Regions from separate parts of the Mus musculus genome. Here all the other regions are linked to region 5. The links are chromatin loops, found by intact Hi-C in ENCODE. Cell type or tissue: heart. All regions are shown on one strand. Links, peaks and the distances in the headings refer to the core of each region. The heading gives the core; the rest is flanking DNA. Region 1 overlaps Mob3b (MOB kinase activator 3B). Region 2 overlaps Mob3b (MOB kinase activator 3B). Region 3 overlaps Mob3b (MOB kinase activator 3B). Region 4 holds the start of C9orf72 (C9orf72, member of C9orf72-SMCR8 complex). Region 5 holds the start of Mob3b (MOB kinase activator 3B).

Region 1 (6,105 bases), core at 657-5,656, 56 kb after region 5:
TTTTAAGATTTCTCCTGGATGGCATGGCAGCCCTCGTTTGTAATCTAAACACTTGGGAAGCGGAGGCAGGAAGATCAGGCGTTCAAAGTCATCCCTAGCTGCTGTACAAAGCAGTTCTGAGGTGACCCTGAGATCCATGAGACTTAAGAGAACGATCTCATCTACTCGAGCTTTCTTTACAAAAGTGTCAATGGACTTCCGGTTCATTTTGATTAGATGGTTTCATCCCTGCTGTTTCCTCCTCTGAGACAGAGAGATCTTGAAAGAGCCTTTGACAGATTTTTGTCATAATTATCTCGACTTGCTACCTTCCTTTTCTTTATCCCTCCAAAATGTCCTAGAACAGGAAATAAATAGCTGGCTGTCTTATGATACAAAGGTATCAGCCAGTACATGCCATTCCTGTCAACCTGGTAACCAGTCAGGTTATGATGACCTGGGCTGTGCCATTAAAAAAAGAATCATTGTCTTTACTTGTTCGGTGGCCTTGGGTTAGATTTATTGAGGAGAGGGATTAGAAATCACAACCTGGACAGTCAGGTGGGCCGGTGACGTCAAGGGAACGCCCACTTGAATCATCTTTTCTAAATCATAGGTGCTCCAGAGCTTCAGAGAGTGGAAAGTTCACGTCTATTTCCTCTAATGTCACAAGACTAATTTTTATATTTTATTTTATATTTTTCCACTTTGCTTATCAGGTATTGCAAACCAAAAGGCCATGTGGTTCTTTTTGGTAAGGCTGAGTTTAGGGACCTAGGTGTTCATTTAATCTCTGCTGGTAACTTCTTCGAAAGCAACTCTTGCTGGTCACGGCAGTGTGTACCTTTAATTCAGGTACTTAGGCAAAGACGGATGGATCTCTATGAGTTCAAAGCTCCTTGGTCTATGTAGACCAGCCTAGTCTACATAGCAAGTTCCAAGCCAGCCTGTACTACATAGTGAAACTTCATTGAGAGAGAGAGGAGGAGGAGGAGAAAGAGGAGGAGGGGGAGGGGAAGGGGGAGTGGAGGGGGAGAAGAGAAGAGAAGAGAAGAGAAGAGAAGAGAAGAGAAGAGAAGAGAAGAGAAGAGAAGAGAAGAGAAGAGAAGGAAGCCACTCTTTTCTCGGTGCCCTGAAAACCAGGACTCTTCCCTGTCTATACCCTGTAAACTTTCCCTTTGTCCCAGCGTTATCTTACTCTTCCCCCATTCTCCTCTCTCAGTCTCCAGGGCAGGTTGTCCTTCCATTTCATAGGCTTGCTCTGCTAGATGAGAAAAATGTGCACTTTATTCAGACAGCAAGCTGAGTCGTGTGGATTACAGTCCCTGAAGAAACGAGAAACCAAGCGTAGAAAGCCTTCAAAGATGAAATAAATCAGGGCTCTTTGGCTGTGCTGCCTAGGTCTGGCCGTTTTTTGTGGTTTTTCTAGAAGCCGCTCTGGGATAGGGTGTATTGGAAGGGATCAACTAGGGAGCAGGTCATTGGATAATTAATTAAGATCCGACAATCTGTAGCCCTGGGGCTAGCTATCTGATTTAAAACACAAATGTTTACAAGTGCCTTGTATCTTGTTTGGGTCTGTAAAGGTCTGCATCTGAGGTATGCTAGTGTGGCTTCTAGACTCTGCTTCTTTTTTTCTAATGCAAATCCAGTAGTCTTGTTTTAATCTGTGGCATTCGGTTAGCCTTCAGCTTTTGCCTAGCCTATTGGGTTTTTTAATTTGTTTATTGACTGAAATTGGTACAAAAATTTCTTGGGCCATCAGAATTTTTATGGGAATCTGTCCTCTTTTCAGATTTTTTTTTTTTTTTTTTTTTTTTAAGAATTAAATGCCATTTAAAGAAAATAGGAGGCCAGGTGTAGTGGCACATACTTTTAATCCCAGTACATGGGAGGTAGAGGGCAGACAAATCACGGTTAAGTTCCAGGCCAGCCTGAGCTACACAGCAAGTTCCAGCCCAGCCTGGGATACATTTTGCGACTCTGGAGAGAGAACGAGCGGGTTAGGGAAGGAGAGAAGAGAAAAGGGGCAGAGGAAGGAGAGAGGAGAGGAGAGGAGACTAAGAACCATTATCTAACCCTTGCCTTAGCTCCTTGCTCCGCACAGAGGATCTCCTAGGACTTCCTGTTTCTCACCCCCTCTTTCTGAGAAGGACCCAGGAGCACCCTAGCAAAGGTGGCCACATATTAGTGAACGTAGAATTTTAAATGGAAAAGAAGCCAGTGCACGTGGCTTCCTGGATTCTCGATTGGACCCAAAGTCAAATGAGTCCTCGCCGCAGGGTTTGGCTGAGCCTGGGGCCTGCTCAGCCTGGTGAGCCTGCTTGTTTTCCACGGCTACGTGGAAGCACACGCTTCCCTTGGCAGAGTAGCTGCAGCCTCTGGAGACTTTTGAGAACTTTTGATGGGCGCCGGTTTCCATGCCCATCAGTGCGGGGAACTGCGAGGCACTTTCCTCTTTGATTTAGTTTTAACATTCTTTGGCAAGTTTACACATCGTGGTTACATAAGAAAATCCGAATGAAAAGGTTTCGTATTATAAATGCATGCTTTGGCCCAGGGTGAATTTTGCTGGCACTGCCTTGGGAGTGTGAATTCCTGGTCTTAAATAAGCACGGATGTCCAGTAAACACAAAACTATCTGCGAGCTTCGCTCGTGTCGCCATGGCAGCCTCCTAGCCTGTGCTCCCGCCCTCGTGGGCCACTGGTTGGCTGTTTGGTGGCTGAAGGGAGGGGCCGGCCAGTTAGGCCTGATAGGAAAACTGCTGTTCCTCCCAGTTGGGGAACAAGGAGGCTCACCCGCTTCTGCAATCAATGAGGGTTGCTGAGAGCATACGGTTGTGTCAGACCAGCTGCGGCCCTTCACCTACCATCTTGACTGAGCAACACTGAAATCCTGGAGTTATGTATAATCGCCCAGAGCTATATGAGAAAGAGAAAAGGAAATTCTGCGCTATCTGCCTTTTAGGCGCCCCGCACCCCACCCCCCACCCCCCACGCGTACAGTTTAGGAAGTATTACATTAATGACAAAAATTAAACCTGTTCCGCTCTGACAGTGTGCCTGGTGCGTGCAGGTTTTTTTTTTTTTGTTGGGATGAGACTATTTAACTCTCATAACACACTGAGATGGGTAACTTCGTTATCTCCGTCTCAAAGAGGAGGACGGTGAAGATTAATTGTGTGATGTAATAAGATCAAGAGCTAGCAGCAGTGGGACTCAAATCCCAGCATGCTGCCCGCAGGCACACAAACCAGCATCCAGTCTGTAGGAATCAAGGACCAGTAGATGCAGAGTACGCAGAAAGGCTGAGCTGCCCCACCCTCCAGGGGTGGTGTAGCTCACATACCCCAGCGGCAGTACCGAAGCCATACTCCAGTCTCAACCTGGTTCAGATTAAGCCCTCCCACTCTCCAAGGCCTTTGCCTGCTGTTCTTTCTCCTGGAATTTCAGATGCTCAGATATTTCTCTCCTGCCTGTTCTCCTGGGTATCTGACTGTTGGCCTAGGCCTGGTGTATCAGCGCCCCCACCCCCCAACTCGGAGTTCTTGCATACTAGAAGTATTCTGGTTAATACATTCAGAGACAAGAGGGTAAGACCTAAGACAAATGCATTTTACACAGGCACCTCAAGTGATCTCGGGGGAGGTGGGGGTTATTTTTGAAGGTCCAGAAAGAAATTTCAAGGGAATTGTTCATCAGTAAGACAACTTGTTCAGGGTAAGCCAGGATTGTGTATTTTCAATTCATCAGCCACAGTTTCCACCAGAGTCTTTGGGGGGCAAGGAAATGAAAGAGTTTGAGAAAAATGGGAGGCAGGGCTTAGGGGAAGAGCACAGCTCAAGAAGAGAGTCAAAATTCAAAAATGTAAAAATCTACGGAGGAGCAGGGGTTAAAAATCATCAGTGAACTGATCAGCAGGAACAAAGCCATATCATGAGCCGCCCAGAGAGAAGGAAGGTATGCGCTCCATATCTGTGCAAGAGGCAGGGTGTGGCTGAAGCGGCTTGGATGGGTGGGGACTGGATGGCGAGGTGGCAGGTGAGCTCTGATTATAGATGGACCTTACTCTGAGGAGTTAGGCAGGAGTTGAACTGTTTGGTGTAGAGGAGAGGCAATACCTGGAGTATGGTGGGCAAAGGCCAGCCAAGAACTGTCCCCTCATAGTGCCGTGAAGACAAGCCATTTGTAGGAGGCAGAAACTCCCAGCCTTAGAGGCTGGACTCTGTGGGAGCTTGTGGGTTATCGAGCTGACAAAGTTAAGCCTCTGGTTCTTGAAGGTCTGCGTTGGGAGGGGCTGGGTTCTCTGTGCTTCTCTATATTTTTATATCATGGATGGTCTCTATATGACTTCATTTACGCTATGTTGCTTTAACGGGCTTAAAGACCACCGTAGGTTAAAAAAAAAATCCATTAAGTCCATAGGTCAATCAATTAGCCAGCCAGCCAATCGTGGGCCTTACCTTCTTACCTAAAAGAGAAGTAATGTTACTCATCACCGCCCCACCCCCCACCCCCGTTTAGTGTTTAAGAGGCTCGTCTGTATAGTGAGAACACTGAAGCAGAGGTTAAGTTCTCAGCCTCAGGTCTGTCATAACTGCTGGCCTTTAAAACTTCACCCTTCTGGGCATTAAGTGTTTGTTTTGGTTTTAAACAAATTAAGAGGTTAGATTGAATTAAATTTTCAAGAGTCCTTCCTGCTGCAAGATCTTATCAGTAACAATTTTACTGTCAGCTTGTGAGAGTGGATGCCAGGATCAGAGCTTGAGAAAAACTAAATCAGGATACTGTTTAGTGTCACAGACATTGTGGGGACAGGGGAGGAAAGTAATAGAATTGATTGTGTTTTATTTCCTTCTTATATTAGGAACTCAAGCTCACTCCAAGTCTTTAACACCAACACATAAACCTTGTTGTATATGTTTGTTGTTGTTGGTGGTGTGTGTGTGTGTATGTATGTATGGTATGTATGTATGGTATGTATGTATGGTATGTATGTATGGTACGTATGTATGGTATGTATGTATGGTATGGATTATGGTATGGATGTATGTATGTGCATGTGCATGTGTGTGGTTGGTGTGTATATGTGCTGTGTGTGTGTATGTATGAGTGTATGTATGTATTATGTGTGTGTATATACATATATATGTGTGTATATGTTTGAATGTACATGTGTGTATATGTTTGAATGTACATGTGTGTATGTGTGTGCATGTGTATGTATGTGTGTGTATGCATGTATATGTGGGTGTGTGATGCATGGGGCTGGGGTGCACATGTACAGAGAGGCCTGCGGGGCCTAGGACTATCTTGCTCTCACTCTCGCCTTGTTACCTTGAGATAGGGCCTCTTTATGAACCTGCAGAAGCTCGCTGTTGCTTGTTTTGATTTCCTTCCGCTGAACCCCAGTGATGAGCTCTCGTTTCTGTCCCCCAGTGATGGAGTGGCCAGTGTGTGTGACCATATCTGGCCTTCACATGGTTTGGGCCGTCCCACCTCAGATCCTCATGCATGTACAGCAAGTGCTGTCACCAACAGAGCCATCCCCCCACCCTTGTCCCATATTTTTCAAGTCTAAGAGCTGAGTAGTTCAGACTTCTGGCCGAATGTTGCAACATAAAGTATGTCAGCAATATGTCAGCAGTTTACACTGACCTGGTAAACAGCACGTCCAGTAGCCTTGGTGATCTTTGGAAGAGGTCTCTGTTTTCTGAAAGGATTTCATTTGCAGATTGGGAAACGTGATTACAGGAGCATTGGTCCTATTGGTGGGAGAAAGAACTGTTTATCTGCCCGGTATTTGGTCAGTGCTCACTTAGATAAACAGATCAAGCACGAGGGTTCCAGAGTTCTGTTTGTGCTGTCCTTGTGTGAAGCACTTGTGCTGAAGTCATCTGAGGAGGGAGGGGCCACAGGAAGTGAGGAGCACAGCGGAGCGTGACGTCACGAATGAGCCAGGTGTGACTGGGCCACCGAGGAGCAGGCCAGGTACAGGCAGCACGCGCCGCCAGCCATCTCTTCTTTCTCTGCCGCCTTCCGACTTTCCCAGGGACTGGAGAAGACTGAGGCAGAGCAAAGGAGCAGCTTTACCTGGACGGCTGGAAGGTTCTCCCGGTCCCTATG
Region 2 (6,105 bases), core at 643-5,642, 90 kb after region 5:
CTGGCCTCCTTTGGTAGAAGCCCAGCAGATGTCTCTGTTGAAACCTTTAGAACAGCAGTGACTGCAGAAGGAAGGACCACCTCCCCCTTGATTCTACCTCTTTCAAAGATGCATCCAAAACAGAAAACAGAAAAGCCACAGACTTAAAAAAAAAAATACTGTTGCCTAATTACAAAAATGTCTTCTCTGTTCTAGTTCCAACTTCCCTGCCTTTCTGTTATATAACGGGATTGAACACTGTAGATCTGATATTCAGTGAGAGAGAGAGAGATGACTTAGAACCTTTCTGACCCATGTGTTTTGAAACAGTCTTTGTAGAGAAGGAATAAGGGTAGGTAAGACACAATCCTATGATCTCACCCACACTGACAGTTTTGGAATACATGGGAGTCAGCAGGGAAGATTAGTGAGCGTTAGGTAAAAGCAAACTCATGTCTGCGGAGCCTGCTAAATGCCTGCGCTGTAGCTGCCACTGCTAATCTTCCTTAGTTCCTCCTTAGTTCTTGCAACAGCTCAATGGAGTAGCTCTTACATTCTAGCAGCTAGGAGCCTACGGGCTTTCCCTGGACCGCACAGATGATAATTTAGGAGTCAGTATGAGCTACAGTGGCCAAAGTCTATTCACTTTCCATATGGTATCATTCAGAGGATGCATCAACCAGTTCACATGCTAGAGGAGAAAATGTCCTGTGTCTGGTTTGTTGTTGTTGTTTTGTTTTTATTTTTAATTAAAAATGCCAGGCTCTTGTTCCTTTAAAAAAAAAATTAGCACTGAAATGCCTGGAAAATGCATTCAGTTTCTGCAGCTGCCCCATGCTCCATTCTGAGACTGGACACAAACCAACCAACCCATCTTGGGTCCACAGTGACCTGTGACTGCCAATCGGTCCTTACTCATCCACCCATCCGTTCAGTGAGTGTTTAGTGTGTGCAGGCTTGGGATCAGGCTCCCAGTCAGCAAAGCAGACAGAGTCCCTATACTTGAGCCATTTACATAACACCCAGATGTCCACTTATCCTGCATATTTTACTAAGTGCATTGTGGAAGTCGTTGTATCCCTTTGACCACCCTTTTCACAGGGCTATATCTCTATTTTTTTCAGTGCTAAGGACCCAACTCTGGATATCAGGCAAGCATTCTCCCAGTGGGCTGCATCCCCCACCTTTAGATTGTTTGAACCAGTCTCACTATGTGCATCAGGCTCGTACCGAACTTATTACGCAACTCAGGCTGGCCTGAAACTCATGATCACCCTGCCTTCTCTAAGTGCTAGGATTAGAGGCATGGACCACCATGGTCACGTTTAGTTTCTACTTCTGATTTCATCATCTTACAAACTACCAAGACATAAATAAGTAAAAATATTCACAGTAAAGGGCGCCTTAGAGTCAGAATTTGAGAAGTTAAACTTATGATGAACATTTAAATTTTAACCTTTTTATTTCTTATTTCTATACTGTATGTCTGAGTGGTAAGTCTCTATGAAACAGACAAGATGTATGTGGATACGATGTGTTTGCAGTGTGGCGAAAGCTCCGCTTGAGTTTAATCAGCTAGCTCTGCACTCACAAGCTGCAATGTAGTGTGTCTTCTAAATTTCCATTTCTCTGTAAGCCAGGGTTGTAATTCTGATCTCATGAGGTTGTTTTAAGGATCAAATGAGGTGAGGGGGGGCATCACGTTAGAACCTGGGACATAAAAAATACTGAAGATACCCAAGTTCTAGTCAGCTCTCCTCCACCCCCCTTCTCAGCTCTAATCCTCCTCCCTTTCCTCCCCTCCCCTCCCCCCTCTCCAACTATCAACCATATTCATGGAAATTACTAGACAATTCTCGAACAATATCTGTAAGAGTAATAATACAATTTATAGACTCGGCAAGATTTATAGTTTCTGTCAGTCTTTGTTGCTATAGTGAGGATCATGAGTACTTCACGGCATCTTTTTTTTTTTTTTAATATTGAACAGAGTTTATTTAGGGTGTGGGGAGGGGAGTTAAGAGGGTAGCAGAGGCAGAGAAAGGAAGAGAGAAGGAAAGAATAGAGAAGTAGGAGATGGCTATGGCCACATGGAGGGGGGGAAGGGAGTGGGAGAGAGGGGGCGCAAGGGGCAAGAGAGAGGCAAGAGGGTAAGAGTCTTCAGGGCATCTTTTAAAGGCTTGAGAAAACTTCAAGAGTTAGAGCGACTCCTGGCTTTAGGGAAAAGCACCTAAGTCTTTAGAGAAATGACCTATGAGTCTGGCTCTCCCACGTAATTTCCAGAAAGCTCCGCACTAAACCTGCCCATGTTCAGAGTCATAGTAGTTAACCTAAGCAGAAGGTGAGTGCAAGTTATCCCCACCCACCCACCCCTCCAGTCATACCCAGGACAGGCCACTGGTTAAAGCCAGGGCTAAGCAAGACACCTCTGACTGCATCTCTGAAGGAGGGGAAAGTGCTGACAAAGCACGCCTGTGGCTGTTGGCTATGTTTCTGTTTTCCTGGCTAATCACTGCCGAGAGCAGCATCCCCACCCCCACCTCCACAGCTCTGTGGATGGGCTAGTGCTCCCAGAGCTTGGGCAACAGGATTTACCTTTGGGATCTGGTAACCTGCTTTGCCCCCTAAGAACTTACCAGTTGAGGGGACATGGCGTAAAAGCGGCCATTTTCAGAATACATATTGCTCCTGTTGTACAGTGTCATTAACCTAGGAAGCCACAAAGTAGATTGCCATTTCTCATATAACTCAAAAGCATTAAGTTACTTGCACAGTAATTCATAAAAGCAACACAGAACACATTTGGGGCACCTTGTAGTCCAGAGGTGGCCTAACCTCAAAACCCATGTTGTCAACTATGCCTGCATCTCCTGTCTGTAGTGTTCTTTCTGGAGAATCAGCAACATTCTTGGCTTACTCCTGACTGTTGTGAGTTATGGAATGCAAAGGGATAGAATCACCAATCACAGGAAGAGATCTGAAGACAGCCAAAGCCCTGTGTTTGATGCAGATTATACTAAGTACTTCAACATAGGCATTCTAAGATCCTGTTCCTTTAAAAAAAAAAAACAAAAAAAAAAAACAAAAAAAAAACGCTTCCTGTGCTTTCTGTTGCCACCCAAGTTTGTTCAATTGTTTGTTCGTGGACAACATGCAGCGACAGCTGAATGCACTCCGCTTCGACTGGCCACTAGCCATTATAGAACTGATGGTCTGTTGTGGAGAGTTACAAGTCCCTTCCCCCATGTGGTGAACTCAGTACTGCAGGCACCTTGGTGTGGCCGAGTTAATGAGGACAGTGTTAAATAACCACCCCCACTCAACAAATCCCAAAAGAGATACCTCAGGAACGGGCTCCTGGTTTGCTGAGAGGAAGAGATGTGAGAGATAGAACCCAGAGAGCCCTGGAAACCAAGGCTAATTACCCGACCTGCACCGAGCTCTCTCCATTAACTATGCTATGTAATTTTAATGGGCGTGTCTCAGGTGACACACCGTTACATCTCAGCACCAGCTGGGAAGGGAAACGGGATATGTGATACTCAGAGGAGCCAGACACTTAAAACTCAGGCCAGAACGGACTGGGGATGTGCACATCTGCTGCCTTAGCCCCGTTGTTTATTAGCTAGTTGGAGCCACAGCATGAGCAAGGCTGCTCTGTGAGGATCAGCAGTATGTGGAGAGGCAGCCTGACATCTATGTGATGGAGCATCAGCAGGGCCCTAACTCCAGAGGCCAGCCCTCTGCTCATCACCAGTATTCGGGATTCTGTCCTTTACATGATATATAGAGGCTTATATGATGCCAGTCTGCCTCAGGCTTCCACATGTGGCAAGGCTCTCATGCTTTGTGTTCCAAATACCCGTGTATATGCCGGGAATGTGTTAAATTGGAGGGCCTCTGCAGGGGAGGCCTTGCCAGTACTTTAGCTTTAAAAACTCGTGTTAATTTCAAGCCCTAACTGATAACTAGTGCAACATGATCAGGTTTCCCTTAAGTCTTCTAGTAAAAGGCTGATGTAGGGATTTGAGAATGAGCTGCCTGAATCTTAGCAACCTTTACTAGCCAATGTTAAGTCTCTCTGAGGCTGCTTCCTCCTCTGGAAACTACCCCTAAGAGCACCTCCTTCACAGAACCGTCATGGTTATTCCAGTCGCACGCTGCTGGATAAACAGCCACACACGGTGTTGGGACACGGAGAAGATGCACTTGAAAATTAGCTTCCTGGATACCACACAGTCTCAGTGATCAAAAAGTCAATGGGGTAAATTGGGGTGAGAGAGCCCAGGGTGAAAACTCTGCAGTTCTCTCAAGCCCGCCCTTGGCCACTCAGTTGAGGCACCAGGAGAAGAAAAGGTAAACATGAGTAAGACTGGATGACTCTACTTGGCTTTCACGGCCTGAAGCAGGAACATCCACAACCGAACTGCACAAGCCAGTTCACAGCCGTCCTACCTCGGTCCTTGTTACAGGAGGCAGCCACCAACAGAACATGCTACTTAACATCCCTACCACCAGGGACAGAATTATTCCCATAAAAATGTAAAATGATTGGCAGGTAATACTAAAAGAAAGAGACAGCCCTGAAAACCGTGAACTTGGCTAATATTTTCATTACTTTTTACATTTACTATTTGTGAGTGGATGCTGGCACGTGTGCGGCACGGCACATCTGTAGAGGTCAATGGTCAACTGGTTTGCCTCCTTCCACTGTTGGGGTTCGTGGGATCAAACGCGAGTGGCCAGGCTTGGTAGCGAGACTTCTGTACTAGCTAAGCTATTGTCATTTCTAAGGTTAACGTTGAAAGAAAAGTTGGTCAACAATTCTCTCAATATGCAAATTCCTGTTAGCGTCATGTTTAATTGATCCTTAGCTCCTGCCTTGAGACATGAGAATGTGTATCTCTAAGACAAAATGAACTGAAGCTGTTAGTTCTGAAGAAACAGAGGCATTTCTCAGCATCCAGCCCAGGTGACCAGCAGTAGAGAAAAGTGAAGAATTATGGGAGACGTTCCTGCCAGGAGTCAGCCATTCCTTTTGTTTCCCATTCCCTGTGTACTATAAATCTGGGCAGTAGCTGGTTCTCCCAGGCTTCTGGTCCCAAAGAAGGGATAGAACCTTAGTGCCTAATGACAGGGCCATGTGACAGGTAATGCAAAGAGACCCAAGCACCATGATACCTGAGAATGACTGCCTTCCATATCGTCTCAGTCTACCCCAGCTATCAGGAGCCCAGGGAGGACCTAGGAACTGTTGTCAGTTATCCAGTGTTTACCTGTGCACCGCTCATCAATGGCTTTCTCAGTGGAAACAAAAAGGCCTACCCTGAGGGCAACTGCCTTTGCTTGTCTCTGGAGAGAAAGATGAACAAAGATTTCTACAACAGAGAGCAGCTCCCTGGGAAACCATCTGTGGGCTGTAGCTGCGGAAGCACAGGGTGTGTCCCCTTTGTTTTTCCAGAAGGGCCGGACAGGTTAGGGGGCTCGCCTTTCAGGCTGGGACCTCCTTTCCTGATGTGTTATGAGACCTCAGAGTCTCAAGGGGCAATGTGAGCAGCATGCTGTTTGTAACACTGTAAGACATGGTCCCCGCTGAGCACTCAGTGTGAGAGAGTTCAGCACTGAGTAAACTTCCCTTCCCTTCCTTCTCGGATGACATGACATGACTCCTGATTTACTGCAGATCATGCTGCCTAGTTATTAAGGAAGTTTTACCTAAAATTTTCTCTTCATATTTCTTTTCAAACTGAAGTAAAGAATGAGGAGTGTGTCACCATGACAGTGATCTGAGGGAGGAAAACCCTTTCACCTCCATTAGGCTATCACTTCCTCAAAACTTCAATATCAGCTGAATGTAGTCCATTCTTATGTAAGGCAGGAATTTCAAATTTTACAATAGAATAATAATGCCATTAACTTGAATTTACTCTCAGTCTCAGTGCATTGGTGTGCTAAGCATAAATATATATATATATATATATATATATATATATATATATATATATATATGTGTGTGTGTGTGTGTGTGTGTGTGTGTGTATGTGTGTGTATATATATGTGTGTGTGTATGTGTGTATATATATGTATATACATATATATGTATATATATGTATATATATATATATA
Region 3 (6,105 bases), core at 706-5,705, 180 kb after region 5:
GAAAAGACCTCTGTTGTTGTTTTCCAACTTCAAGTTTTAGGGGGAACAAAGGGGATTTGTTGAAAACGATTCATCTAAATCATTGGAATGACACCCCAGAAATGTCATTTATCAGATATAAGCCTAAGTGTTTGTACAATAACTACAGAAAAACTTTGCTGAAATTATTCTTTGTTGCTGTTAATTGTAGATCCCTCTTTCCTAAGCTATTACTAAAACAAAACCAGAAGTGAGTAAGGATGACATCTCTACCCTGGTGTCAGTCAGATCCATGTTTTATCATTTTCTTTTCCTTCTGCAGGGGCCATGTCCAGCCTGATTCACAGTACCCCATATCTCTGATTAGCCCATCCTTTGTATAGACTGATGGTAACTTCTAATCACAGCAAATTCTCAGTATTTAACCCATTGGCTTAAAATATGAGTCTTTTTAAACATTAATCCTGTCCTATATATTTTAGTTTTGACTTGTGATTTCGTCTATTTATCAACTACCAGTAGTCTTCTAGTTCCATTGGTCTACCCACTCCATGACAGCAGTCTGTGGGTTCCTGGAATCCTATGCCCTATGACCATTGTTCTCTGGATGGCAATGGTTTATCAACTACTACTGGTCTGAGCTAAGAAAGAGTACCTTCTATGCCACCCAGTAAACATTTATCAGTTAATATGTATTGAAAACCAAAGATTCCTATCCTCTAAGGAAGTACCTAAGTTCCACTTGGCCTCTGTCCTAGCTGGCTACTAACATTAAAGAGAAAAATGAAGGGTTCCTCTCTGTTCCATTGTGACTTATTATAATGTCTCCCAAAGTATATTTCCCAGAACCTGCTAGATGTAAGGGGTGCCAAATGTTATTATGTGAAAAGGAGGCTCCACAGTGAGCTGTAGGAAACTGTTTTCCAAGCTGGACAGCTTCCTTTACCATACTAGCATGCATGATGCTCTGTACAGAGCAATTTGTGGGTATAAAGCTCCATGGAGACCGTTTGGGGGAACACTAACTCCACTGTCTTTATGTGATCTAACAGCTATTGCATGTTGGTTAGTAAGCTTTTTAAACAAACAGCTGCATGTCAGATACCAAGCCCAGCACAGGATAATAATCAAACAAGATATATATTTACTCTTTAGGAAAATCACAAGAGTTGCCTGGCTGACCTCTTGATGTTTTTCAGTTAAGAGTCTCACTTTGTAGTTCAGGCTGCCCTGGAACTCATGATTGCCTCTGCCTCTGCCTCTGCCTCTGCCTCTGCCTCTGCCTCTGCCTCTGCCTCTGCCTCTGCCTCTGCCTCTGCCTCTGCCTCTGCCTCTGCCTCTGCCTCTGCCTCTGCCTCAAGTACTAGGATTATTATGCATCCAGTTTGCTCTGGCTGCCTTTCTGTTTCTATGATTAAAAAAAATAACACTCTGGCCTAAAGCAACTTAGGAAGAAAGGGGTTTATTGCAGTTTATGCTTCCTAGGAACCATCTATCACTGAGGGAAGCTGGGGCAAGAACTCAAAGCAGGAACCTGAAAGCAAGAACTGAAGCAGAGACCATGCAGGAATGAAACTGGCAACTTACATGCAATGCAACTTACTTGCTCACTCCCCTGACTCAAATTTAGCAAGCTTTCTGATACATGCCAGGTCCACCTGCCTAGGGGTGGTGGTAGGGGTGGTGCTGCCCACGGTGTGCTGGGCCCTCCTACATCAATTATTAATCAAGGCAATTCTTTACAAACATGGGCAACAGGCCAATCTGACCTGAGCAATGTTTCAATTGAGACTCTCTTCCCAGGTGACTGTGATTGAGTCAAGTTGACTAACCAGGTCATGCTAGAAGCTCATGGTTTTAAAGAGCAGTGTTCTTTAATTTGTGGCTTTCAATGTTGTCTTTCAGTGTTTCTACTACTGCAAAGAGACACCATGACCAAGGCAACTCATAATGAACAACATTTAATTGAGTCTGGCTTATAGATTCTGAGGTTCAGTCAGTCCATTATCACCATGGCAGTGTCCAGGCAGGCATTGCGCTGGAGAAGCTTCGAGTTCTACATCTTGTTCTGAAGGCAAACAGGAGAAAACTGGCTCCAACATTGCTATGTGGAGAACCTTAAAGCCCACCCACACAGTGACACACTTCTGCCAACAAGGCCGAGCCTACTCCAACAAGGTCACAACTCTTAATAGTGCCAATTCCTTGGACTAAGCATATTCAAGCCACCACAGGCAGATGCCATCAAAAGCATAACAGTCACCAGCCATTGGTAACTAAAATTAAAAGAAAAGAATCAAAATAGATTCTTAATTGAAACACCTGCATTGATCTCAAGGACTCAGAGGTCACGTGTGTCTAGTCACTCTTGCCATGAATGTCACAGCAATGAAACCGTCTATCAGGCATCGCTGACTCTGTGCCCCTGTCCTCAAGACTAAGCTCTCCCTATACAATGGCTTTCAGATGTGCCCCAAACTGTCCCTATGCTGCCTCACTGAGCCGTTTCCATTTCGTCCCTTAAGCTCCTGATGCAGTCTATTTGCTTTTGCTAAGCCACTTCTCTCCAAGTTTGTAGATAAATCTCAAAACCACGCGCTCAGCATTCCTCCCTGGGTTTTGCAGCAGAGCCTCCGTGTCAGGGACGCGCTCAAAATATTAGGAGTGCTGTTGGATTCTGGGATATCAAATAGTTATTGCTTTCTTTATTTTTACTGTGGTCTTCGGCATTGGAAATCACCACAGATGTCAGTCGCAGCAGGGATTAACTCATCATCTTCAACATTTATATGAAAATGGAGCAGGCAGTGTGGCTCCATGCCCATACGCAAGCCTGCCAAGTGCTGGCTGCTCCGTGTGATCTGGACTAGCTCAAATTTCCCAGCCAGATAAGACTAGATTCTTTGGCTCAAAAAGCGTCAAGCGAATAGTAACTTGGGACTTGAATGAAGATTGGTTTTACTTATAGAAATACAACTCTGGATCCTCAGCCATCACTCATCTGCCCCACTGTAATAAAACCACAAAGATAAGTCTACAGATCTTCTCTAACATAGGGACTACCTTGGGTCCACTTATGTGATCTGAGGACCTCTTCCCATGGAGTAATATTATACATAACGGTCAAATATACAGTTAGCCACTGCGTAGGACTAGAACATGATACTTGCGTATCCTTGCCCTGCCACGTTAGTATGAATAGATTCCTATTACACTGTGAGTGTTACCTGGAAAAATAAACAAAAAAAACAAATGCATGCAGTTGTATTTTGGATGAAGGAAAAGATATGTAATCACTCCAAAAGGAATTCCTGCGTCCTTTGTGAAGTTACGTCTGGTTCTTCCTGCCAGTGTTCAGTCACCATGCATTGGTCTCGTCACATCTCCCTGGGGGACGCGGGGTGGTGTGGGGGGCAGAGGGGTGAATCTTCCCGTTCATGGCTCTATCCCAGAATTCTCTTCTGCCTCCCAGATGTCCCACCCACCTCTTACTTCATGCCTATACCATAGGCCATCAGATTTATTATTGACAGGCACCACATCCATACAGACGGAAGATATCTTCTCTACAGCCCTTTGAATGGGCCACATGCCCACCTGTGGGTTGCTATACACGCAAGTCCCTCATCCTCCACGTCCTATGGAGTCCTATTCATTCTGCAGGTCTTGGTTTAACTGTCACCTCCCTGGGAACAACTGTTCTTCCCTTTATAGAGCGACCAAGACAAAAGCCACCATGAGTTAGTGTCAGACCTCTGCACCCTTTACCAGACATTGGCAGTGAGTTATTAAATCTGTCTCACACTTTAGCCCATCACTTAAAGGGAGGACTATGGGGTTATAGTTTTAAACTGTCACAGATATTAAAATTCATAAGCTGGGGATGTGTGCCTCTGACCCCTACACTTCATTTCTGCCTCCATTGCTTAGGCAATCCTCTGGCTCAGTGAGAACTCCCATTATGTCACTGTGGAAAGAAGCCACCATCTTACTCCCCATTCAATTTGCAGTAGTTCACTTGGCACCCCAGAAGGCTGCTCTTCCTTCTCAAGTAGGATCGTTCAAGCTTGCATGCTCACCTGTGACACACACGAGGCAACGGATGCTATGAAAATTCACTACTAGTTCATGCCTATCTGTAGAGTTTTAAAACGTTATATGCTGAGCCAAAGAAACCAGACACCAAAAGTCTACACAGTGCGTCTATTTGCATCAAATTCCAGAACACTCTAATACAGAATGTCAGGTCTTGGATCGGTGGTTGGCTGGGGCCACAGCTGGGCCCAGGGGATTGACTGCAAAGACATAACAGACTGTTGAAGTATGATAGAAATGTTTTAATTGTGGCATGGTTACATGTTTACAGGGAGCAAACATCTGTCAAAACTCATCAAACTGTATGTTTAAATAGAAGCATTTTACTGTAGATAAAATGTTCCTGAATCAATTTTATTTTAAGAATATACTTGGTAAGTGCATCCAACATATTTTAAGACTTCGGTCTTCACAAGAACAGTGTTTTGACAGGCCACTGCTCAGAGATTTTGACTTCCTTGCCTCCTGGGTGGTTAGCAAGGCTAACCGAAGAGTGAAAGCTTCTCCCTGAGGGACAATTAGAATCCTAGACTACCTCCTCCTTTTTTTGGTTTGGTTTGGTTTTTTACAATAAAAAATAGTTTAAAAAATAGTGTTAGACAAACGCATACGGAACCCTTTGGCAATGAAGTTTCTAGCGTTGTTCAGCTTCAGGCTTTCGTGTATATGTATATTTCAGAGCTAAAAACAGATACTATAGACAGGTCCTATGGCTGCTAGCTTGAAAGGCCTCTGTGGGCAGTTTCTGAAGGTGCTAAATTCTGGTCAGGACTCTCATCATCTTGGTTCTCTGCCCAGCCCCCAGGCATGCCATAAATGAGAGTTATACCCCCAAGATGAGGGTCCTAAGTTCTCACCCAGCACAACTGCTCCAGGTGTGCAGGCAAGTGAGTTTCCCTGTGCCTCTGGCAGTAATTGTGAGTAACTGTAAACCTCTTTACTGCATATCACCTAGAAATATCTCCGATTTATTAGGTCAGAATCTCTGAGGACTGGCTCAGACAACGTAGTGCTCTCCCAATGACTCTCGTGGAGCCTCAAGAGTGAGCACCAGGGAGACTGAGAATGGTGACTCTCGTACATTTCCTGCATAAGAGCATCTGGGGAGCTTGTAAATAGATGTGTGGGGCCTACTGTTAAAAATGCTGATACAATGGGCCAGAGATGGGGCTCATGATACCTCCTTCCTGAGTGGTTTTTGAGTCAGGATCTCACATAGCCTGTGTAGTTGGCTTTAGACTCCCTTATGTAGCTAAGGGTCATCTTGTGTGTGAGTGCAAGGAGGAGGATGTATACGCATGTGTGTAGGTGCACTTGAATATGGATGCTGAGCATCCTTCTCCATCACTCTGTCGTGTGTGTATGTGTGTGTGTGTGTGTGTGTGTCTATCACTAAACCTGGAGCTTACCAGTTTGTCTAAAGAGGATGGCCAATAAGTCCCCAAGACCTGCCTCCCTTCTGGCATCCTCACTCCCATTCCCAGCCTATACTGTGCTTCTATATCAAGAACTCTACCAACTGAAGCACCTTCCTCAGCACTACCATGAAAGATCTTGAACTTATGATCCTCCTGCCTCCACCTCCAACCTGCTGGGATCACAGGCTTGCCCTACTGTGCCGAAGTTATGTCTCGCTGGGTATTAAACCCAGGGCTTCATGCATGCTCTGCAAGCACTCTACCAACTGAGCTACATCATGAGTCACAATTCTGTATCCCCAGTAGTTCCTATGTCCTTGTAATGTAGGTGATCCCTGTGTCTCACTGTGAGACTTCTAGCAACTATTCCCAAGTTCAGTAGAACTGAGGTCAGCAAGAGAGCGTGAGGATGGCCTCTTCATTTTTAAAAAGAGAATATCTGGTCCCATTTCTCTGGTCTTCAAGCTCGGATTTACCTTCCCTTTCTCTGTCTCTTCTGCCAGATTCAACCTGACACTCAATACATTGTCTAGGCAGTGGGGGTTTCTGTCCATTTCTGCTGAGAGCAGTTATCATTACATTACCCTAATGGCCATCCTCAGGCTTCATACAA
Region 4 (6,105 bases), core at 552-5,551, 71 kb before region 5:
TATATCATTTCATCCTACTGGCTCCACACACTAAGATTCTATTCGTATTTCAAATGAAGGCAGTATATCATAAAATACATATTTATTAAGTCTTCAGTGAATAAGGAAGCAACCACATGAAATTACATTTCCTAAGAGAAATGAAATGGTCCGTGGTTTATATAGCAATATTCTTCATCCATGTCTGTCATGAAATTGTTCACATGCCAGTCTCAGTCACAACTAATTTCCTGTAATCTTGGTAAGTAGGAGCTAATCAACAAGCCCTTGGTTCCAGCCCTGCAGCAATGCACATCACACTTCTGAAACATATTAGCAGAGAAAATGGAGAAAAGCCTTCCTGACAACTGGCATTTTTGATGAAGCAAGAAGGTTCTCCGTGTTCTGACATATTTATTGGAGTTATAAATACGTGTAGAGTGTAAGAGGGTTGTAAGTCATTCATTACTGTATTTATTATATCTGAGTAGTTACCAAAAAAAAAAATGAAAGTAAAACCATCACTTCTAGAATGTACTGATCTAATTTTCTAGCTCGCCTGATTGCACATAAACCTTACAGCAACCAGGTGACAGATTACTAGGCGTGCTATTTTCCTGCTGAGCAACAGTGTCCTGCTAAAAGACTGCACTGACCAGCTTCCTGTGGGGTCAAGCAAGGAAGCCCCAGAGGAAGGGACTATCAGAGGAGTGCAATGTACCTATGGGAGTCACTTCCACTCCTATTAGAAGGGCTGCAGCCATTGCTTTCTGTGGGTGTTCTGCCATCCACACACAAGGGGAACAAAATGCCCTTGTCATGGATACACAGTCTTACCTAGGGTCACACTGGCCACTCTCTCCATTCCCTCCTTTAAGCCCCCACAGAAAGCTAGCACTGTGGACACTGAGTCACCAAGGAGTGAAGAACTGTCCAGTTCCGTGGTTAACCTAAAGCAGAGACGATACTTAATATCTGTTGTGGTTACAGAGCCCAACCTCTTATTTTGCTTTAGAAATCCCCCTTATCGAGGAGTGTCTGCATGACTGAACATTAGTGAAACATGATAGCTGACATTTTTCTATATCGGGTCTTTAAAGGTGTTGTTCTGGTTGGAAATAGGGGATAGAGTTCTCAGTTCCTGTTTGGAGAGATACTCCCTTTCTTTTTCTTTTCTTTCTTTCTTTCTTTCTTTCTTTCTTTCTTTCTTTCTTTCTTTCTTTCTTTCTTTCTTTTAATGGGATCCCCCCGCCCCCTTGATAGCCTTCAGCATGTAGTGTAGCCTAGGATAATCTTGAACTTCTAATCCTCCTGTCTCAGATTATAGGTGTTTGCCATCTCGTCAGTTCGTTTAGTATTGGGGAGTAAACCAGTACGTGGTAGGCAAGCCCTCTGCCAAATGCCCTCCACTTTCAGCCCTGGAGATATAGTTCTATAGCCAGCATATTTTCACTTAGAGCCTGGAGTTATTTGAGGTAGATTATTTGTAAAGTTTGAGAGGACAGGGTTAAAAATCTATCACACCAATATCATGAATCATATTTCTACATACAGTTAGCATCATTTTCTCTTTGGTTCTCTGGAGGAAAGATGTATTCTACCTTACACCTTTCAGGCAATACAACAATTATGAACCAGCATACCTACTTATTATTTTCTTCCTGATTAATAAAAGTTAGCTACAATCCAATTAAAATATATAGGCTACTTTACCTATGCCTAAGTAATTGTTCCATCTGATGTGAAGAAAAAGGTCTCCACTCATTGATCACAAAATATAAGTTGTATCATGGTTTATTTCATTTCCTGTGGTCATACAATATTTTAGATCGTGATGTTTCATTTTTTTCTCCAAAGAGAGAAAAAGAGAGGAATATGGTAGGGACCAAACCCAGGGAGTCACACATGCTAGGCAAGCCCTCTACCCACGAAGCTACATCCCTAGTCCTTTCTTGGTTTGATTATTTTTTTTAAATAAAACATTTATTCTAGGACTGATATTACACAAAATAAGTTATTTGAGGGACACTGTTTTTGTCTCTAGGTAAAATTTTGAAGGAAAAAAAAAACACTAAGAAGGTATATTCCTTCAAAGTTCCAGTCTTATTCTGAAGTGTAATGTTATGTTAGTTTGACTCACAGACAGGTTTTAAAGAAGGGCTTACTTCAAGAGGACACCAAACAAATACCTTCTATTCCTAGTGGGCTCTGGAATCACAGAAAACTGACCCAATCAATTACATTGATAGCTCTGGCTTACTACAGACAAGCAAATTATCTTAAGTGTGCATGCATGCGCGTGTATGTGTGTTAGTACCTAACACCCACCTGGGAACTTTTCAGCTTTTCAGTGTGGGATATAGTATAAACGTCTATTCCTCGTGTTGTGGATTAGCTGACTGGCCTCACTCAGCTGCCTTCCTTACCTGCAAACTCACCCACTTTGACTACAGCATCGCACTCTTAACCCTAGCCTTCCAAACATGGTCCTATGCTATTTCTGTGTGTCTGGATGTATTTTTAACTCTCAGATGTATACTTCATTTATGAGATATACATCTGAAGACCACGGTACAAAACACTGTAAGAACTTGATAGAATGACAACTGCTAGGTAAAAAAAAAAAAAAAAAAAAAAAAAAAAAAAAAAAAAAGCATACAATACCTGGTGAGAGTTCTATTTTTACCGAAGGTGGTATTGATAGGTATTCTGTTATTAATGCCTTTCTTTTCCCTATAAATGATGAAAAGTTGCTGGAAAATAATAAACACTACTCATCTGTAGTGAAAAGCCACAATACAGTTACAAACCAATCAATCAATCAATAAATCAGACGTCATGGTGTTCTTTTCCCAAAGGTTAAAAAACAAAGTGCACTGTGCTATTTGGCAAAAATGACGTTTAGAAGAAAACACGGTGACTACGCACAGAGGGTGGGGGAATCATTGTGCTTGTTGCGGAGTGAACACGTACAGTGTGCACGCAGACTTACGGCATTTAACCGTGTCATAGGGACCAAAGGAAATCCACTCACTCACTAAATATTTGTTGAGCACCCACTACCTGCCAACTCCCAAACAAAACAAAGCAAAACTACTTACAACCACAAACTACGCTTCGTAACCTAGATAGATAACGCAGGTGACACTATCTATCTAGGTTGAGCTCAGCTCTGCCCATGCTTTTCCTGAGCGGCTCTTGGAAGAAAAGCTACAAAGCCCATGACAGCCTCCGCCTGGCCAGCTGCCACTGGCATCTCAAGGCTGGCAAAGCAAAGTGAAAGCGCCAACCCGGAACTTACGGAGTCCCACGAGGGAACCGCGGCGCGTCAAGCAGAGACGAGTTCCGCCCACGTGAAAGATGGCGTTTGTAGTGACAGCCATCCCAATTGCCCTTTCCTTCTAGGTGGAAAGTGGTGTCTAGACAGTCCAGGGAGGGTGTGCGAGGGAGGTGCGTTTTGGTTGCCTCAGCTCGCAACTTAACTCCACAACGGTGACCAAGGACAAAAGAAGGAAACAAGACTGCAGAGATCCGCACCGGGGAGCCCTGCAGATTCTGGGTCTGCTGTGGACTGGGGGCGGGACTGCGACTGGGCGGGCCTGGGGGCGTGTCCGGGGCGGGGCGGTCCCGGGGCGGGGCCCGGAGCGGGCTGCGGTTGCGGTCCCTGCGCCGGCGGTGAAGGCGCAGCAGCGGCGAGTGGGTGAGTGAGACGCGCGGGCGGAGGGGGGCTGCTGCCACGGTCGGCTCGCGGGCCGGCCGGCTCCGGGTACCAGCGGGGTTTTTTTCTCCTTCGAGGTGAACTCCTCCCTGTCCCCCGGGCGAAAGAGCCCTTGGCCTTGCAGGAGTTGCGGGGGCCGCGGCGGTGCGGAGGGGATGGGGATGGGCCTCATCTTTGCTGTCCGCCCGCGCTCCCCGATCCCGACCCGGAGCGTCTCCCGGGCCCTTGAGGGAACCCTCCGGGAGTACGGCGAGCGCGGCCCCCACCGCCACAAGCCTGGGCCCCAGGGGCCTGGCCCGGCGACAGCTGGTGGGTCCTGCGACCCAGTCAGGTCTCCCGAGGGTCCCCGCCCGGGAGGAGAAAGCGCCGGTGGGATGGAGTAAGGACGGACAGAACAACACGCAGGCAGGATTTCGCAGAAGTTTGCAAGGAGTGCGGATGCCCACTTACATGGGCTGCTACTCTTACCAGGTTGTTCCCCAGTTCTGTGGGACGTGACCTGGTTGCCTCACAGCTCCGCGGTTGTACAGACTTATTAAAGGAAGTGACCATTGTGACTTGGGCATCACTTGACTGATGGTAATCAGTTGCAGAGAGAGAAGTGCACTGATTAAGTCTGTCCACACAGGGTCTGTCTGGCCAGGAGTGCATTTGCCTGGGAGGGATTGGTTGCGCTTTCTGGTGTGGGGACTATTAGGCTCTTGTAGAGTTTTGTCCCGGCAGATGGATAAATTTCTTGTTACACTGTTCCCGTTCGTCACCAGTTGAGAAAAACGGGTACACAGTCTGTCTCAGTAGTACTTTTACTTTATATTAAGGGCCCAAAAGGGACTGGAAAATACTTTAAGATAGAATCGTTAGTCCACTTGGAAAACTTAAAATATGAGAGAGAGAGGGGGGGGGGAGAGAGAGAGAGAGAGAGAGAGAGAAAGGAAGGAAGAAGGAGGAAGAGGAGGAGGAAAGAGATTGAGATTATGTTAATAATATGGAATCAGAATATTTGAAATATAGTAAGCGTCCCCTCAGTTAAAGAGGACATTCCAGGAGGCCCCCAGTATAGCCTGAAATCTCAGGAAACGCCTACATACACCCATCGTGTGGATATAGGTGTTTTCCCTTCATTACATTTCATACACAGATGTTAAAGTTTAGAAAGTAGGCACAATAAGAGATTACAAATAACTGATAATAAAGTCGAGCCATTGCAGCTGCTCTGTAAAAGTCCTGTGAATGTGATCGCTTTGTGTTTCAAAGTAACTTACTGTACTTCACCCCTGTTAAGCAAAACAAGATTCACCTGAACGCAGGCACCTTGGTACCTTGGCAGACACCAGATCTGATAACCAAGAGGATGGAGAAGTAGTGGCAGACAGTGTGGAGAGCATGAATATGCTAGACAAAAGGGTGAATCATAACCTAGGAGCAGAAAGCAGGTATTTCATCATCCTCCACAGTAAAAACCTATGTCACGTAAAAAACCTACAAGTAGTTTTTCTTTTACTCTTTTTGAATGAAAGCTTGCTACAGGCACTGAAAGTTAAAATAATCTGTGGATCAGGAGGAACAGGGGTTTTCTGTCTGAGTCACTGCTGACTAGCACCTCAGTGACCATTGGCACTGTGGGAAACCCCAGAGTCAGTTGGAAACTTCGAAACTAAAGGTGACGGTGTTCTTATTTCATAGAACACAAAAAATAAGAGGGGTTACAGCCTGCGCTGCAGACTGGACATTCAACAAGCATTTAAATTTCTGGGAGACAAATGTAAATATAACTTTAAAAGTTGGTAAAATACTCTGTTTGGCTATGTTGGCCATCCAATGTTTGCTTTTAGAAAATGACTGAATGGATAAAACGTCTATCTTTTGAGCCTGCCCTAGACCCCCATGTTGAGTGAATACTGTCCAAGTGTTAGGTTAGCCGGCCTGAGAAACTTGGATCTAGGCAAGATGGCACAGTCCTGGTGTCATGAGTATGCATGTGAGTTTTGGCTGAAATTGAACATTTGTAGAGAATGACAAAGGCTGGTCTGGCAAGTAGTCCACTGTCTTTACAGTGGTCTTGGTTAGTTCCTGTTTGGCTGAGAGGGCTGGTTGATGGCTGTCCTGCCCCTCTTCCCACAAGTGGAAGCCTTATGGTATAATTCTTGATCACAGTAGCAGTAGGCAAATGAACTTCCTCAAAGCAGCCTGGAAAGCTGATTTTTTTTTCTTTCTTTCTCTTTTTTTTTTTTTTTTCACAAGGTTAAAGAAAAAACAAAGGGCTTCAAATGTGCCAGTCTGCTAACAGTGTTAACATGTTTATTAACATAAATAAACTTTATTAGTTTTTGGAAGTATTGGTTAAGCCCTCGTGACCCCTGAACTCGGTTTATAGAGTGATGAGTCGTAGCCTCACTCTGGTTTGGACT
Region 5 (6,038 bases), core at 1,039-6,038:
AGGAGACGAGGGATGTTTGATCTGCTGAAACTAGAGTTATGGGTGACTGCGAGCTGCTGGCAGCGGATAATGGAACCAACTTAGGATCCTCTGGAAAAGCAGCAAGTGCTCTTAACTATTATACCACCTCTCCAGCTCTGCTCATTTTGTCTTCAGCTGTTTTAACTTTAAGTTTGGCTATTTCCCCCATAGAACACTAATATAGGGAGTGAGCAAAAAGCAGTATTTGTGTGTGTGTGTGTGTGTGTGTGTCTTATGGTGATACATTTCATAGAGAAAACTGGAGTGGGGTATCTGAGAAGGGATGTCTTGGGGGGGATGAATGGGGTTGAAAGGGAGGCCTCTGAGGAAAGAAATGGAGGGAAAAGGGTAGTCTCTGAGCCATGATGTGACTGAACAGTTAAGAAGACTGTCCCAGGCAGGGAGCATAGCAAGTGCTAAGGCCCCGTAGCAGGAGTTTTCCAAGCATTTGTGTGAGCCAAGTAAGGCACCACATATAGAGAGACTTTTGTGATGGAAAGGCTAACAGGAGTCGAGTATGGAAATATATCTCCTAAATTTCACCTAATTTACTTTCATTCTTTCAAACGTGTAGCAGAAGTTACGGAATGTGATCGCTAATCAAGTCATTTGATACTACCCAGCCGGCACACATCAAGATGTTTATAGGAGAATAAAAGCAGGTTGACACATCCACCTCATTTTTTTTTCTTTCAGTTCATGTTTGAAGACTCCTCCCAAGAACTAAGAGTACGTCTCATAATTGGTTTACTCATAATCACCCGGCGAGGTAGTTACGACTTCCACGCATTTTTGTCATGGTTTAATGCTGCTTTCCAAGGTGTTTCAGGCAGTCCACGGCATTTTACAGCTGGCAGAACATTTTGGAGAAGCGTAAGTCATTTGGCCCTTTCTGGATGCCTTGGAAAAAGCTCTTGTGGACTTCAGTTGGGGTGTCTATGGCTGTGATAAAACAGCATGACCAGAAGCAACTGGAGGAGGCAAGGGCTTATGTGGTTTATGCACAGTCCGCCGCAAAGGGAAGTAAGAACAGGAACTCAAGGCAGTTACCTGGAATCAGGAACTGAAGCAGACGCCATGGAGGAATGCTGCTCGCTGGCTTGCTTCTCATGGGATTTTAACCTTCCACCTAGGGCCCTGCTGGCTTCCTTCTCACAGGCAACAGCTTCTGGGACAGGAGATAAAGAGTAAGCTCCTCCAGCCGGAGCAGCGATGCTTGTAGATCCACGCGAGGCGCTTTCTTATACCCACCAGCACTACCTGCCCAACGCTGGCACAACCCACAGTCATTAATCAAGAAAATGCTGGACAGACTTATTAATAGGGTATTTTATGAGGGGTTTTTTTTTTAAGTCAAAATTCCCTCCTAAATATATCAAGGTTGTGTCAAGTTGACAAAGACCAACCAGGACAGCAGCATCTTTTCTACTCTGACATCTTTCTACCTACATTGGGCAGCGGACCAAAGTTGAGAGACTTAGACTGCTCATTGTCTCAGGCTCTTGTGGAGATTAGAGGATCCTAAGGGCAACAGGACTCCTCTTGCCCCCGCGTAGCTGCCTTTCCAGAGAAGGCCACCAGGGGACTCCGCTCTGAGCCGGTGAGTTGCAGTGGCGCCCGGGCGAGCTGCGCGGCGCGCTGGGTGCATGTGGGGGCCGCACCAGAGCCGTGGTCGCTGCATCTGGAGTCACGCGTGCTGGTCAGAAACCCCTCGCGTGAATCTGCAAGCATCGCTGCTCTGGCTGGAGGAGCTCACTCTTTTTCTCCGGCTCCAGAAACTGCTGCCGGCGTGAAGGAAACCAGCAGGGCCCTAGGCAGAAGGTTAAAACCCCACGGTAAGAGATCCTTCCAAGAGTGGTGTGGAGGCGCAGTCGCAGCTTCCCGCTTCGGATTGTGTCCTGGAGGGCCGAGGTGCGGGGCACACCTAGGGAGGATCAGTCGTGCGGACCCCAGTCCTCACCCCTCCTCCGCGAGCTTCCGGGGTTGGAGTCTGGTTTAGGCAGTACGGGCTTCTTGGCTTTCCTCTGCCTCCGGGTACGCACTTCCCGGGCTGGAATGTGAGTCCAGTTCCCACCCAGGGGGTCTGTGGCTTTGATCTGAAATACACCCCCTCCCTCCCCCTAAAGGGTGCAGATCTCACCCGGGACCCATTCTGAATCTCAGATGCGGGTGGGGTGCGCGTCGGCCTGAAGCGGCGGGAAGAGAAACTTTTACAAAGTGCATCTAAACAGGGCAACGCTCCTGGATCCCAGAGCAGGCTCGGCGTGGGGCTGTGTAGGGAGGGCTACAGCGCAGTCTCGATTTGTCCTCCCTGGCTACCTATGCCTCATCAAGGGAGGTATTAAGAATAAGTAAATTTTGCTCAACTTTTGGACCAACAACTGTCAAACATCTGGGATCGTTGCTCCTCCCTTTTCTGCACCGGAGAAGGTGAAAACTAAACTTTCCCTTCATTTCTCCTCCCCACCACTGGACCCCCAGGATGGGGTTGTTAATGGTAAAGAGCGGTTCCCGCCTCCTGGAGCGTGGCAGAGGCTCTAGACCACTCAGATTTCTTCCAGCCCCCTTTCAGACCCTCTGCAAGTCTTCCCCGCAGAGACGGGGCGACAGAGCCATTCTCCTGTAACCCAGTGAATGGCCTTTTGTTTCTCTGCGGTTCCACTATTGTTGCGCCTCTTAACATCTGGTGGGGCTCCAGCGGGGAAGGAAGTCCCTTTCGCCGCTCGCGGGGCCTTTCACGCTGGCCTTTGCGCAGGCTCGAGTCCGGGATCCCCGCTGGGGAAGGACAGAGTTCGGGACCTGGCTAGGCCGCCCCACCCGGGGCTTGTGGTTAGAGGGCGGAGGGAAAGTTGTTCCTGAGCCCGCCTCCTAGGCTGCTTGTGGCCCAGGGCGCATTTCTCAGATCTTATCCCCAGCGAATCTGAAACGAGAGATTGGAGGCAAAGTTCTCGAAAGCTAGGAGATCTGCGAGAGGGTCCAAAGGACTTTCAGAGGCGAGCTAAACGCATATGGAGGGCCCACAACCCGGGCGATGGCCGGAGACAGGGCACCTCATCTCTACGGAAAGTTCAGGGGTGGCAAAATTTTAAGGGCAGGCAGGCCATTGACCACAAAAGAGTGGAGACTAAAGCTAACCTGGGAAGGCTAAAGACTTTGCCTGGAAATGGTGGTGTCGTGATTCGCTGTGAAATGTTCGTGGGCTTCTGACTTCACCTAAGGCTCCAAGTTTAAGACCCAAATTTTTCGCCGCGATGCAGAAAAAGCAAGCCATGACTACGCAGTCCAAATGGCAGATGCGGCCAGAGCACTGTTTTGGTTTTCATCTGCCCGAGAACAGGTGGCTTGGGGTAGCCCCTATTTCTCCAGAGGGGGGCGCCTGTTGGACTATAGCAGGTCGGGTTTCCTGGAATAAGTTAGGTGCTTGCTTCTAGAGCAGTTAGCCTGTGTGGGTTACTTATTAAACAATCTTGGCAAGAGTAAAGTCACCTTCCAAAGTCCGCAGCGACCGGAACTGTCACCTGAGGGTCGACTAGAGGAGGTTTGATGGTATACACCTGTTGGGACCTGTGCCTCTTGCCAGGTTTGTAAATGTTGCCTTTGCCAATTTTTCCTGTGGAATTGCCAACCTTGGACTGTCTAGGAGATGCGGAAACATCCTTCCCCCACCCACCCACCCCCAGTTCTGAGTTTTGGCACCCTTCCTCTCCCACTCAGGGGAGTAAGAGAGGCTTATATGAGACCTGTGACCTCTGCACCTCTCCACCACTCCACCCTTGCTCGGGATGGGGCCCTAGCGTGTTAAACAAGCACTCTTACATCCCAACCCATCTTCAGATAGTTATAAGTTCTGGGCTCTGCACAGGTCTAGTTTGCCCTTAAACCTTAAAGTACTTTGAGAGACTGTTAACTCAAGAGAGGATCTATAGAGAAACTTTCGCCGTGACTTCTAGATCTTGACGGTGGGGTTCTGAAAAGAAAAACGGCAAATTCTCTGGAGTGCTCAAGACACTCTAATGATAAGGGCCCACAAGTTCGGATTTCTTTGAAATTTAACAGTAGCAGCACAGTAACAAACGACCTGCTGAAGAAATACTGCTTGGGTTTTGTTTGCTCAAGGAGTACAAGAAGGCGTCATTAAAGTTAAAGTCAGGGCTTGGGCCAGCCAAGAAGGAAAACACAATCATTATAGAGGAAAATAAGGGTGTTCAATTTCGTTAATATATATATATTCAATCTTATCCAATCATTTCCGTGGAATACATTGTTTCTGGAGACACAGTAGAGTTGATACATTGTTACGATATTGAAGACTGTGATATTGTCCATAGTAAACACATGCCAGTGTATCAACTCCTCAGCAATGTATAAGAGAAGTTACACTCTACTCACTCTAAGTGTTATCATTGCTTTTCCAGTTCTGTGGTGTTAATAAGAGAGGAATGTTTTATTGTTGCCTTGCTTAGCACTTTTTAAAAATCAAGAGCGAGAATACACATTTTTATATTGTCCGTTAACATTTCTATGTTTATGTTCATTTTGGTGGGCTTGGTCTCTGATTATTTTATTTTAAGATGTACTCTATAAAAAGAATGTGATTGTGACTTCTGTCAAACTATCTATCCTGATTAGAAGATGTTTAGCTTTTATGGCCAGTTCTTTCTTCTCTTCTCCATGTCCTTCTTGAAGTTTTGGGAATCAATTTCAGGGCCTCAGACAGTCATCCATGTACCCGACCACTGAATTACACTCCCACCCCACTTTGCCAGTTCTCTTCCCTTGCACAGAGCAAACACAGGGCAGGGCAGGACAGCGCAGGGCAGCAGCTATAATTTATGAAAGTAACTGCTGACATCTCAGCAGGGCTGCATAGGGGTCAGGCAAAGGTGTCAGAGAAATGAATGGAAAACGCTGTGTCTGTTACTTTGCAGTCCATAGCCAGCCTCCCTCCCCACTGCCACAGTCCCAATCTAAAACAACCTTATTAATGAGCTTTATAAAAAATCAAATAGATTATATTCAGTCATTTTAGTGTCTGATTTTTTTTTTGCTAGTAACATAAACGCCATAATGTATAACTTTGGTTTTATTATAAGTTAACATTTCTGCTAACTTTTCCACTGAAGTTCATCTTTTGCTTAAGACTTTCTTTGACTGCACTGCCTTGAACCCTGAACTTGAAAAGTCTTGCATCTGAAGGTAGCATTAGCAGCATCCTGGTAATGGCTTTAGAATAAAGCGTTCTTGGAGACATTTGAGCAATTGCAGCTTCTATTTAAGTTCTTGCTTGAAGGTGGGTGATTCTGAAATATGATAGAGGAGGAGAAAGAAGGAGAAAATTCAGTTAGCTGAATAAAAACAGAAGCGTTAAGTAAATGATGTAGGTAATCTGCATTACAAAGTGACTTTAAGAAGATAAAAGTGGTTAAGGTACCAGGTATTATTACAGTGCCTAATTTACTTAAATGACATACATAGCTTTCCAACCAGGAAAACTGGACATGAATGTAGAATTCCACCACAGCATGTCTTTAGACCTTTACTTTAGGTGCACACACATAGAAAACCACCTGCTATGAGAGAGTGTCACTAATTTCTATGCCTTCCCCTAACCTCACTGCAGATCTGAGAATCCAGTCCAAGTGCCTTATGCATGTTAGACAAGTACAGCTACCACTGAGCTGCATCCGTAGCCTTTTCTATACCTTTAGCTATAGAAACCAAACAAAATGCTCCAGGCATGATCATGTGCTACAGCAGAATCACAGGCTTTCGGGTGTTAAGGAGGAGCTCAATGATCAATGGATTCTATCTATCTATCTATCTATCTATCTATCCATCCATCCAAATTTCACTGTGGACCTTGACTTTTAAAGCAACAACTTACCGTTCTTTAAACTTCAAAGAAACCAAACTGACAATTGATCTCAACATTTTTTTTCTCTAGAAGAAAGATGGTTTAAAAAAAAAAAAGAAACATTTTGATTCTATAGATTGGGTATTGACTGTTAATGTGGTGA

Evidence for each region. Peaks named below come from ENCODE experiments on the same cell type or tissue, not always from the same donor. Only the 100,000 strongest peaks of a DNase experiment are listed, where the experiment ranks them.
Region 1: it touches region 5 in a loop (2.3-fold over the local background); 8 of 42 quality-filtered maps call a loop at or near these places.
Region 2: it touches region 5 in a loop (2.4-fold over the local background); 2 of 42 quality-filtered maps call a loop at or near these places.
Region 3: a loop joins it to region 5, with 2.5 times the contacts of the local background. A loop is called at or near these places in 13 of 42 quality-filtered maps.
Region 4: a loop joins it to region 5, with 2.2 times the contacts of the local background. A loop is called at or near these places in 4 of 42 quality-filtered maps.

What each region holds. Positions count from the first base shown.
Region 1 is chr4:35,096,634-35,102,738 of GRCm38, reverse strand. All of the region lies in intron 1 of Mob3b (MOB kinase activator 3B), which reads left to right. Gm52727 (a long non-coding RNA gene) reads right to left here. Exons shown (of 3, transcript XR_003955380.1): 1 at 5,638-6,105. Among named protein-coding and RNA genes, the nearest start is that of Gm52727, 3.6 kb to the right of the region's middle. In heart, for the core only: no CTCF peak of the experiment used is centred there; DNase peaks (open chromatin) are centred at 2,358 and 2,688; H3K4me3 peaks cover 1,526 bases; H3K27ac peaks cover 868 bases.
Region 2 is chr4:35,062,729-35,068,833 of GRCm38, reverse strand. The region is part of intron 2 of Mob3b (MOB kinase activator 3B); the gene reads left to right. Among named protein-coding and RNA genes, the nearest start is that of Gm52727, 30 kb to the left of the region's middle. In heart, for the core only: a CTCF peak has its summit at 3,233; a DNase peak (open chromatin) is centred at 3,243.
Region 3 is chr4:34,973,135-34,979,239 of GRCm38, reverse strand. All of the region lies in intron 3 of Mob3b (MOB kinase activator 3B), which reads left to right. Among named protein-coding and RNA genes, the nearest start is that of Gm33620, 16 kb to the left of the region's middle. In heart, for the core only: no CTCF peak of the experiment used is centred there; DNase peaks (open chromatin) are centred at 2,609 and 2,719.
Region 4 is chr4:35,223,362-35,229,466 of GRCm38, reverse strand. It overlaps C9orf72 (C9orf72, member of C9orf72-SMCR8 complex), which reads left to right and starts at 3,631. Exons shown (of 11, transcript NM_001081343.2): 1 at 3,631-3,679. In heart, for the core only: no CTCF peak of the experiment used is centred there; DNase peaks (open chromatin) are centred at 3,316, 3,606 and 4,106; H3K4me3 peaks cover 2,322 bases; H3K27ac peaks cover 1,549 bases.
Region 5 is chr4:35,153,070-35,159,107 of GRCm38, reverse strand. Mob3b (MOB kinase activator 3B) reads left to right here and starts at 1,624. Exons shown (of 4, transcript NM_178061.5): 1 at 1,624-1,856. It overlaps Ifnk (interferon kappa), which reads right to left. Exons shown (of 2, transcript NM_199157.2): 2 at 5,089-5,321. The coding sequence ends at 5,290. In heart, for the core only: a CTCF peak has its summit at 3,381 (motif pointing right); DNase peaks (open chromatin) are centred at 1,627, 2,057, 2,807 and 3,407; H3K4me3 peaks cover 2,198 bases; H3K27ac peaks cover 1,801 bases; H3K27me3 peaks cover 778 bases.